Linked DNA regions of Homo sapiens: regions 2, 3 and 4 are each linked to region 1. The links are chromatin contacts, found by Hi-C or POLR2A ChIA-PET in ENCODE. All regions are on one chromosome and are shown on one strand. The core of a region is the stretch at or near the end of the contact, and the rest is flanking DNA. Distances in the headings are between cores, read along the strand shown. Region 1 has its middle 32 kb from the start of LINC01252. Region 2 holds the start of BCL2L14 (BCL2 like 14). Region 3 has its middle 90 kb from the start of BCL2L14. Region 4 has its middle 110 kb from the start of BCL2L14.

Region 1 (2,577 bases), core at 26-2,525:
GAGATTTAATAAAAGTCTCCAAAAGCGATGAGAAAAATTTAATTCAGTAGAGAATAAGGATGTAGGTTGTCAAAAGGGTGAGTAGAGAAAATTAATCTAGTAGGATGCTTTATTAATATTACTAAAACTAATTAAAATGACAATAGTAATGATGGGATAAGAAGAGAATATGGCCATTTCAAATGATGACATTTTTCTAGTTTAGGTGAGTTGTCAAAATTCCTTCCTTCCTTCCTTCCTGCCTGCCAGCCTGCCTGCATTCAGTCAACACATATACCCAGCATGTGTCAGGCACTGTGGTAGGTGCTGGGATACAAATTCCTTCTTATGAGATATTCACTGATAGCTAAATAAAATCCCACCAAGGAAAGTTACAGCGCAAAGTCTCCAAGATGAACTTTCGTGTTGCCTTGCAGCCTTGTTTTACTTCAGTTGTCTAGTGCTGCCACCTGCTGGGCATTTTCTTTTTCTTTTCTTTTATAAAATTTTATATCCATAGTTTTTAGGGGTCTATATGGTTTTTGATTACAGGGGTAAGTTCTTTAGTGGTGATTTCTTAGACTTTGGTGCAATGCTTGGTATTTTCCTTCTCAGTGAGTTTAACTACAGGTGTGGACAGAGAACCCAGAATTTATTTTATTTTATTTTATTTTATTTTATTTTATTTTATTTTAGAGACGGTATCACTCTGCTGCCCAGGCTGGAGTGCAATAGCACGATCATAGCTCACTGCAGCCTCAAACTCCTGGGCTCAAGTCATCTTCCCACCTCAGTCTTCCTAGCAGCTGGGACTACAGGTGTGCACTACCTCGCCTGGCTAATTTTTTAATTTTTTTGTAGAGATGGGGTCTTGCCATGTTGCCCAGCCTGGTCTTGAACTCCTGACCTCAAGTGTCCCACATGCCTTGGCCTCAGAGTGCTGAGATTGCAGGTGTGAGCCACTGCACCTGGCCTAGAACCCAGAATTTCTTAGGAAAGGAAGGACGGTGAAGAGGGCATTTCCATGTCTGCATGCTGGACTATCCATTTTTCTTGATGAGTACACATTCTCTCTTCCTCTCCACCTAATTCCATGGTGGTACCAGCCCTAACTTCTCCAGAATTACAGGCTCCTCTCTTGCTGGGTGCTGACTCATCTGCCCAATATGCCTAGGGCAATTGCCTTACTTCTCTCTCTCCCACAGAGTTTTGCTACTGAGCTTGTTTGGAGAAAGTTTTGGCCTTCTTTGGCCTTCTTTGGCTTTCTTCCCATTCTTGTGGGAGTTGGAGATTCTTGCCAAGACACTGGAGGTGTGTGCCCAAGTTGCTTAACATGGGCAGGCAGAGGCCAAAAGCCCTCGCAGCAAGCACTTCCACACAATTTTGAATCTGTTCTCACTTCTGCATGTGGGGGCAGTGTTGTGGGTGTTGGGGGTTTACTACTTCCTCATGGGTGGTCTAGGATCAGGTCCTCTGGGCTTCTTCAAAATGCTGCACAAAGTTGCAGCATTGGGGATTAAGTATGAAGTAGGTCATTTGCTTTGCAGCATTACTTCCTGAAGTGAGTCAAATGCATTCTGAGATGGTTTAATCCCTAAAAAGGAGCTCAATGACACCAAGTTCACCACTTACTCAGTGTCACGCCTCATTCTGCTCTGCTTCAAGCTTTGGTTTCCCAAGAATTGCTAATGTTTTATCCAGAAAAGATTAATCAAGTGTACAATACTTGCTCGGACACAAAATCATAGACATCACCATGTCCCATTGCTTGTCATCACATGAAAAATTATTCTGGATTTAAGTTGATAAGAATAACTCTTGGAATATTGAATACACATTTTAAAAATGAAATGCTTAATTTTATGCTTTTTACCCTCACTCAAATCATGTAATGGAAAATGTACTAAAGTAGGCACACATATTTCTTTATATCTAGTAGGCCCCCGCCCCCAAAACTCTCCTCTTCAGAAACCCCAGCTTATCCTTCCTGACTTTGAAACTTCAAGGGCATATCCTGAGCTCAGGGATTGTGCACTGAACTGGGAGAAGAAGGGTGGAATGGCACAGTATTAAACAAATTAATTGCTGAATTTCTTCTGTGACCTTCTGTTTCTTGACTCATTTTCTTTCTTCCTTTAGCTTGACAAATCATGCCATCAACTCCTTCAGCTCTCTCTCCATTCTCAGGCTCTAATTCGTGTTCTCCTTTCCTCTCTTTCCTAGCTACAATTAGTAGCAGTTATGAACCGTCTTTCACACAGCCTGGAACCCTCCATATCTCTGCACTGTTCTTGGATGTAGCCCAGGGTGGTTAGCCTTATTTCTTTCCTTTATCCCATTTTTTAAGGATGAAGTGATTTCCCTGAAAAAGGTTACTATGGAAATTGGTATAGACCCCAGATACTCCCCACATGTGCTCCATCCAGTAGATTAATGCCTCTCACAATGAAGTTATGATGTCTCATGTGGTCTTGAGGATAAAAGAAGATCTTGAGAAAGGGGAATGGGGAAGCCTAGAGGTAGGGGATAATAAGAAATTAGGGGAAAGGCTGGGCGCGGTGGCTCATACCTGTAATGCCAGCACTTTTGGAGCCCGAG
Region 2 (2,577 bases), core at 42-2,541, 490 kb before region 1:
GGCAGCTAACGGATAAGCACACAGAGGAAACTGCAGCAAGCACCTCGTGTTTCCACACACAGAGGCGGCCACCACCCAGTGCCCCAGTTACGCTGGACACCTGGTTCGCTGTGCCTCTGCCTGTCCCAGCGGTGAGGGGTGTGGAGAATCCCTTGGTGGCTGTCCCAGCAGAAGAGCTGACTTCATGTGCTCAGGACACACAGTTGAGGCCTGAGTGGATCTCGTGGGCACTGACACTCATCCCCACGGAGCCTCCCACAGCACATCCTAAGCTCAGCTTGGTTCTGTTGTCCGGAGCCTCCCCTTCTGCCCCTCTCCTCTCCCCCTCACTTCAGACCTCTCAGGCTCTTCGTGCCTTCTGCCTGGACTGTTCTTTAATACTAAAGGTGAAATGAGGAATGAGAGAAAGTGCCTTAACTTCCCACAATAGAAGCTGAATGCTAGACAGAGCCTCAGGTCATATTCACCAAACAGAAGGTCCGAGGCTCTGATTGTGGAAAGAAGGGGACAGGGAGCTCAGGGAGGAGGGAGCTTTCTAGAGGGGAGAGAGGAGAGAGAAGGGTCTTCCATTTACCTGTGCCTTAGACTCAAGGAATTCTCTGGGGGTCTAGACCTCCTGCGGATGAGTGCCCAAGTTCCCACGAGGTACTCAGGACTCTGATCTCAAACCAGGAATTCCCATGCTGGCTTCAGTCCCTGAATCCTCGTGGTCTCCAGCTTGGGCAGTGGTGTCCCTGGCCACGGAATGGCTGTCATGTCATTGCATACCTCCCCAGATACATAAGCAGAGAAGACTGAGTAACGTCACATACCTCAACCAGTAATGTGTTCTTAACTGAATGTCCCAAACCCTTTGTAGCAAAAGAGAAATGAAAGAGAAACCTAAATAACCTTTCTTCGTCTTTCCTGGAAACCCCGCTAAACTAGATTCTCAATGTCATTTTGTGTCCTGAGACTTACATGATAAGAACTTTGTAATAAACCCAGTAAAGAGCTCCCTGAATTAGACTGCCTCATTTGGCAAACAGCTAAAGACCAGGCTGTGTCCTCCTGCAAAGGCTGAGGATGAAGACTGGTGCCTCCTGGTGTTACCTGGTCTGGAAGCTGTCTGTGATTTCTTCTGCTTCAGGTCAGGTGGCAGTAAGGATATTTCTATACCTGAGTCTCTCTCCACGAAACTTAAGAGGAAACTTTCAACAGGTCTTCTTGGCTTGTCGTTTGGAAAGACTCAGGTAGTTTAGAGCCCCAGGCTCTAAACTTTCTTCAGGTTTAGGACTCAGCCTGAAAAGAGGCTTAAAGAAGGAGAACCACTTCCTTATTACGCCCTGCCCCTGGCTTTTTAATTGAAGGAGGGGCTGATCTTTGCCCGTGTAATTTGACTCTAAAAGGAATTCTATATCCATTACCTAGCACTCTTCCTGCCCTTTGGGATAACTAGGTGGGTGTTCTGATACTTCTTTACTATCCTTATCAGTTGTTAGTTAAACAAATGTTTACTGACCGCCTAACATGGTACAGGTACTGTACACATATTTAATCTTTTTTTTTTTTTTGAGACAGAGTTTCACTCTGTTGCCCAGGCTGGAGTGCAGTGGTGCGATCTTGGCGCACTGCAACCTCCGCCTCCTGGGTTCAAGCGATTCTCATATCTCAGCCTCCTGAGTTTCTGGGATTACAGGCTTGCACCAGCACGCCTGGCTAATTTTTGTATTTTTAGTAGAGACAGGGGTTTCACCATGTTGGTCTCGAACTCCTGGCCTCAGGTGGTCTGCCCTCCTCGGCCTCCCAAAGTGCTGGGATTACAGGCGTAAGCCACTGCGCCCGGCCAACATATTTAATCTTAACAACATTGAGAGGCAGGCGTTACGATTCCCATTGCACAGATGAGGAAACTGAGGCTCAGAGAGGTGAAGTATCTTGCTACGGATCCCTATCAGTTGAGCTGAGATCCAAATCGTGCTCTTTCTGGCTTTACACTCTATCATGTCACCTCTCCTATGTGACTCAAAGATTGTGTTCAAGTGGAACCACTGGAAAAGTGTTCAAAAAGGAATCTAAGCACAGCCATAGTAAAAACCACAAAAACCCACTGAAAGGCCAAATGTCATAACTTTAGAGATGGAATTCCCTATTATATGAAATAGGAAACAGTTACATCTGATTTTATGCTCTTTCCAGAGTCTTAAGTGAAATAGATATATATGGCCATGCTTGAGATCATAAACCCTGGACCGCTGGTCAAACTGTGACGATGAAGGAAGTGTGAATAGTGAAAGGGGAATTAATGCTATTTTCGTAAAAGTGGGGAAGAATGGGTCATTTAAATATTAGGCAAACAGATCCACAAGAGACAAACAGATGGTAGTTATGGGAAAGTTAGATATTTAGTAACTCGAGGTGAATTTTCACCAGCAAACTAATATTTTTTGCACCAGTGAGGTCAATGTAGAGGGTATTAAAGAAATACTAAGAATGATTTTTCTCTTTTTATAAAAACTTGCCACCTTTTTTTTTTTTTTTTTGAGACGGAGTCTTGCTCTGTCGCCCAGGCTGGAGTGCAGTGGTGCGATCTTGGCT
Region 3 (2,577 bases), core at 21-2,520, 400 kb before region 1:
TAGAGAGCAAAAGATGGGGGATGAGTGTTCTGTCAATGGTTTTAACCAAGTTGAGCTCCTTCATTTCTTTCCAGCTTAGTTTCCATGAGGGCCTGCCAGGTACAATAACATACAGCAAGGACTAAAGAACCATACAGCTAGACAGTAATTTGTCTTCATGACATCACTGAGAGACATTCAGGCAAAAAGGCTGTTACTAGTGTGGGGGCATTGGCAAGAGGATCAGCTTTTGAAGTCTGGACAGTGTGGTTGGGGGCCAACAGTCTTGGGCTCTGCCACCAATTCTGTGGGGCCATGGGCAGGTTGCTCATCCTCTCTGAGGCCTCCATCTATTCACTGAAGGATAAAGATATTGACACAATCTCCATGGTCCTCCTAGGCTTTAACATGCCATGCATCTATTTATCTTGGGAAGATACATTATGAAGTCAGAAGGTCAGAGGATGGATAGAAGGTTATATGTATGGTAGAGTTGGAATTTCTTGTTTCTGAATGGCACTGTGGTCTTTTGGGTAAGCATGTTCTTTGCTGGGCGGTCTTGATTTTCTATGGGGAGGATTGAAAATCCAAGGGAAAGGAAAAGAGGGTTGACAGAAGAGAATGACTTCTTCCGGTGCCAAAAAAGCTCTGTTCCATAGCAGTAATAATTTCAACAACTGCTGTATCCTGTGTGACCTTGGTATCTCTTGGGGGGTAGAGTTGGAGAAGGAATGGTTCCTCAGTTTCTGATGCTGTTTTGTTGGCTTATTTCCTTCAAAAGCCTTCCCTTGAAAGCCTGGCTTAGTTTACAGTCAGCCAGCCTGACACTGGCTCTGAGCTAGTCCTGACCCATTCTGATAATGCCTAGGCCCCTCCCCACTGCCATGGTGATGGAGATGGGCTGAGGAGCTGGGTGGCATTTCTATCCTAGTGATACAAGAGTCCGTAGGGTTCTTTTGCCCTTCCAGAAATGACGCCAAGGGCAGGATTCCCAGGCGGCCACCAGGGAGCCAGATCTTGTTTTGTCTCCAGCTTGGTTGGCAGACTTAAGAGGCTGAGATGAGCATCTGAAGTTCGGAGTGCTTCAGGCTGATTCAAAACTTAAGCTGGGTTCTTTAAAATTTTGAGTGAATTGTCACCAACGTGCAAAATGTACATACGTGCTCTTTCAAAAATGACTAATCTCCACCCAACCACACTATTTCCTTTCTTGCTGCCCACATTTTAACACCACAAGGGTGGTTCTATTTATTGTCAATAAGGCACTGCTTAGATTTCTTAGATCTGAAAATGAAAATAAATGCCTCAGTTTGTATATGAAGTGACGTGAGTTATTATGCATGCAGAAAGTAATTGTGAAAAACTGGAAATAACCTAAACTTCCATCAATGGGGTGTTGGTTAAGTAATTTATGGTAATTTATAAATGAAATATAAGGCAGAATTTAAAATGATGATATAGACATATCTTTGTTGATGAGGAAAATTGTTCTAATGTGAAAAGTGGTATGTAATAGATGACCCCATTTTTGCAAAAATAAATAAATAAATAAATTGCATATACTGTAAATTTGAAAAAAATCTGTAAGCGAGAACTCACCTAGGCATTTGTAGTTGAGAGATGAGAACAAGAATTTCTGGTGTTCAAATGGCCTTAACATTTTCTCAGAGCCTTAAAATTTTCACGACACTGTTTAGGTAGCAGCACCTTGATTTCCAATGCCCAAAGTAGTCCATGTATAAAGGATTTGAATGGCAGCTAATTAGGGGTGATGGGGTTTTAGATGGTTGTGTTTTCTACTCACTAGATTGATTCCCCCCACACACAATAAGCATGTATTGCCTTTGAAATATAATAGTAAACATAAGATAATCAGGAGAACATCCTTTGCTTGTTATGTTTTGGTTGAAATTAATTTAAACCTCGTATAGTTCAAACTGCTACATCTCCTTCCTCCCCTCACTCCCCTTTTGTCTCTAAGTTCTTTATACTCAGTTATTTTGCATAATCGTGTCCCCTTCCAATTAATGGTGATGTCTTGACACATCGCAGGTTGGGAGGAACTTTCCAAAAAGAAAACTTGTTCTTTCTCTATTTAGCCTTATAATGCTGACTTCTTGGCATTCTGGCTCACCTGCAGGGGTTGTGCATGTGGTCTGGGAAGCCAAAGGAGAAAATCAGAAGTAGTCAGAAGAGGAACTGGTCAAGATTTAACCAGTGGAGATTTAACCATCACAGTGGATAATAGAATTGCTATTCTCAATTCATCACAGCACTTAAAGAGAATTATTCATCAACACCCTTGCTGTGACCTCATGGTGGGAGGAGTGTCCTTCTTGCCCCTTAACTTTGGGTTTGGCCAAAAAGAATACTTGTTAGATGTGATGGCAGAGGCTTGAAAAGAGCTTGCGCATTAAAGCTTGATCTTTTTGTATCTCAGTGACCATGATGGGAAGAACTTTCCCCAGGCAGCTGTTATCCACTCAGCTTAGGCCCAGAATGAACACGCTTGCCTACAGCTCAACCTATAGGCTGGAGCTAAGGACAGGTTGGCGTTAAGCACAGCCGAACTGTAGCCTTGCTCAGCCTAGAGCCGCT
Region 4 (2,577 bases), core at 25-2,524, 380 kb before region 1:
GCACCAAAGTCTCACAGCTGCCAGGAGTGGAGCTGGGCTTTGACCCTAGGCTGTTGGAGTTGGGTTGGGATTGCCTCTCCCTCCCAGTGCCTTCCCTGACCCTTCTGTCCTCACCCCCTCCCCATGATGCCGCTGCCTTTATTCTCAGCGCTGGCCTAGAAGGGATCTTGTATGAGGGAGGAGGACAGGCGGTGGTGGGTGGTCAGGACACCTGGACTCTGGTTCACACCCTGCCACTACCCAGGTGACCTTGGGAGGGCCGCTTACCTTCCTGTTTGTTTAGGTGCTGATTCATTGTTTCTGAATCTGCCACATGGGCCGTTTCTTCCTAAAACTCAAGGAAACTGTGCCACATCATGAAGGAGTCCCACTCCGCCACCAGTAGGACAGAACTGTAGTAAAAACAAAGTAGAACAAAGTAAACAACCAAGAAAAGAAAACAACCAAAAAGCAAAGCACCTACTGGGAAATGCCTCTCTCTCCTGGGGATTTACTTTCCTGGAAGGTCTCCCAGGCGCGGGACTCAGTACAAAGTATGTCTTTCACTGGACCAGGGAATGTCTATTAAGGGGTGCTCTCTTTGTGGTGCCCACCACCAACATTATAATAGGTTTTATTGGACTCTTCCTACTCACTGTGTATTTACACCTTCACAAAAATACAGATAATCATGCCCAGATGGCTGTTTGGTTTCCAGTTGAAACAACCATGTGATGTGATGTGTCGATGTGGGCCAGAGGTTTCAGCTGTGAATCATTTCTGGGTTTCCTGCTGTTATGGTGAGGTGGTGAGGCATCCTCGGGTTTCCCAGGGAGTCTCTGTGCTAACACTTCCCCCTCCAGAAACAATGAGGATAAAAGAAGTCTCCCTACCAGGGAGCCACGTTTACCACCGAGAGCTTTACCTTATAGCTCAGGGTGGGCGAGGCGAGTGTCAAGGATTTCTTTCCAAGATGCTTCTAAATCACAAGAGGATCTTAGGGGAGTTGAACCACTGTAAGAGTCTCACCCTTCATCTCTGTTTCATTTTTAGAAGAGACTCCTCCACGTGAGAGGCAAATGCACTAAGGCTTGGTATTGTCACATATGCTGGAAAACTTGCCTGAGTGTCCTGAGGGTCTCACAGGCTTTTCAATTTGTAGATTGCAAGAGAAGGCATTCTTTCAATTGGCTTAGCCAGACTGCAAACAGCTCAGAAGAAATGATCTGTTCCCTTATTCATTCCACAAGCATGCCTTGAGCATCTGCTAGGTGGGGCTATACAGATAAAGACACAGTTCCTTCAAGGAGCTCACAAGATGGCTAGGAAGTGTCTTCCATAAACCTGTCAATATGCAGACACAAGTGCAATATCAGAGGCGAATTCAAGGAGCGATAGAGGGAGAAACTGATTGTCTTGGGTAGGATGACAAGAGAAGGACATTCCAGGAAAAGAGCACAAAGAAAGGAAGGATAGAGAGATCCAAAGAGCTGCCACCTGGGAGGAGTTCATTGTGGCCAATGCAGAAAGCGAATTTATAGGTCAGGAGAGTATTGGGGGCTGGAAAACTAGATTGGGCGGATTATGAAGGGGTTTGCCAACCTGACTCAAAGAAGTGCGAATGAAGGCAGTAAAGAGGCAGGAGGCTGAAGGCAGGTCCAGTGGATTGAGGGGCCCAGAAGGGTTAAGATGGGAGAAAATGAATATTAATAAATTTATGAAGGAAATATTAATATTAATAGCAGTAAACATTATTGAATACTTTCTATGTGCATAGTAATGTGGCTAGGTGCTGCATTCACATTTAATACAGTTACTCAAAGAGATGGGTCCTGTAATTTTTTTTTTTTTTTTTTTTTTTGAGACGGAGTCTCACTCTATCTCTAGGCTGGTGTGCAGTGGTGCGATCTTGGCTCACTGCAGTCTCCGCCTCCCAGGTTCAAGCAATCAAGCAATTCTCTGCCTCAGCCTGCTGAGTAGCTGGGATTATAGGCACACACCACCATGCCCAGCTAATTTTTGTATTTTTAGTAGAGACGGGGTTTCACCATGTTGGCCAGGATGGTCTCGATCTCTTGATCTTGTGAACCGCCTGCCTCAGCCTCCCAAAGTGCTGGGATTACAGGCATGAGCCACCATGCCCAGCCAATTATGTGTGTTTTTTTTTTTTTGTTTTTTTGTTTTTTTTTTTTTTTTTTGAGATGGAGTCTCACTGTCACCCAGGCTGGAGTGCAGTGGCGCAGTCTCGGCTCACTGCAAGCTCCGCCTTCCGGGTTCACGCCATTCTCCTGCCTCAGCCTCCAATTATCTTTTATTTAACAGATGAAGAGACTGAGGCTTATGGAGGTAACAGAAATAAACTTCTCAAAGTCCCATAGATAGGAAGAAGACAGCAGCTGGCTCAAACCTTGGTTGTCTTATGCAAGGGAGAAATAAGAAATGTAAAAAAAGGAAAAGAAAGTCAATTTACTTGCCTTCAGTTATTTCTCTGACCATTTAATTATACACCACTCATTTAAAAATATTTTATTTATCCTGGCCAACGCTTTTTCCTCCAAAATCTTTGGTAGAAAGTTTAGTCTTTGCTTTTATCCTTTA

What was found. Hi-C counts contacts between places; a loop is a spot of excess contacts on that map. ChIA-PET counts read pairs that join two places held with the same protein, here RNA polymerase II (POLR2A). Pooled maps may share reads with other maps.
Region 2: a map of CD4-positive, alpha-beta memory T cell shows a loop between it and region 1 (7-fold over the local background). The contact joins the promoter of BCL2L14 here to the enhancer-like site in region 1. A Hi-C loop is called at or near these places in 1 of 168 maps with a recorded cell type or tissue (CD4-positive, alpha-beta memory T cell), 5 of 37 single-sample maps with no recorded cell type and 9 of 50 pooled maps. POLR2A ChIA-PET finds 5 or more read pairs at or near these places in 3 of 52 experiments (OCI-LY7, activated CD4-positive, alpha-beta T cell and naive thymus-derived CD4-positive, alpha-beta T cell).
Region 3: a loop to region 1 is called in a pooled map, with 4 times the contacts of the local background. The contact joins two enhancer-like sites. A Hi-C loop is called at or near these places in 2 of 37 single-sample maps with no recorded cell type and 6 of 50 pooled maps.
Region 4: a pooled map shows a loop between it and region 1 (4-fold over the local background). The contact joins two enhancer-like sites. A Hi-C loop is called at or near these places in 8 of 50 pooled maps. POLR2A ChIA-PET finds 5 or more read pairs at or near these places in 3 of 52 experiments (B cell, BJ and WTC11).

What each region holds. Positions count from the first base shown.
Region 1 is chr12:11,579,234-11,581,810 of GRCh38, reverse strand. No RefSeq gene overlaps it. Among named protein-coding and RNA genes, the nearest start is that of LINC01252, 32 kb to the right of the region's middle. Within about 2 kb of position 1,275, at least 11 of the 41 ENCODE cell types and tissues checked have a DNase peak (open chromatin) inside an H3K27ac peak, as active enhancers do.
Region 2 is chr12:12,069,653-12,072,229 of GRCh38, reverse strand. BCL2L14 (BCL2 like 14) reads right to left here and starts at 1,291. Exons shown (of 6, transcript NM_138723.2): 1 at 1,093-1,291. RefSeq lists an enhancer at 995-1,084 and a silencer at 2,454-2,577.
Region 3 is chr12:11,979,929-11,982,505 of GRCh38, reverse strand. No RefSeq gene overlaps it. Among named protein-coding and RNA genes, the nearest start is that of BCL2L14, 90 kb to the left of the region's middle. Within about 2 kb of position 1,270, at least 5 of the 41 ENCODE cell types and tissues checked have a DNase peak (open chromatin) inside an H3K27ac peak, as active enhancers do.
Region 4 is chr12:11,957,053-11,959,629 of GRCh38, reverse strand. No RefSeq gene overlaps it. Among named protein-coding and RNA genes, the nearest start is that of BCL2L14, 110 kb to the left of the region's middle. RefSeq lists an enhancer at 1-1,055 and a silencer at 1,021-1,315. Within about 2 kb of position 1,274, at least 4 of the 41 ENCODE cell types and tissues checked have a DNase peak (open chromatin) inside an H3K27ac peak, as active enhancers do.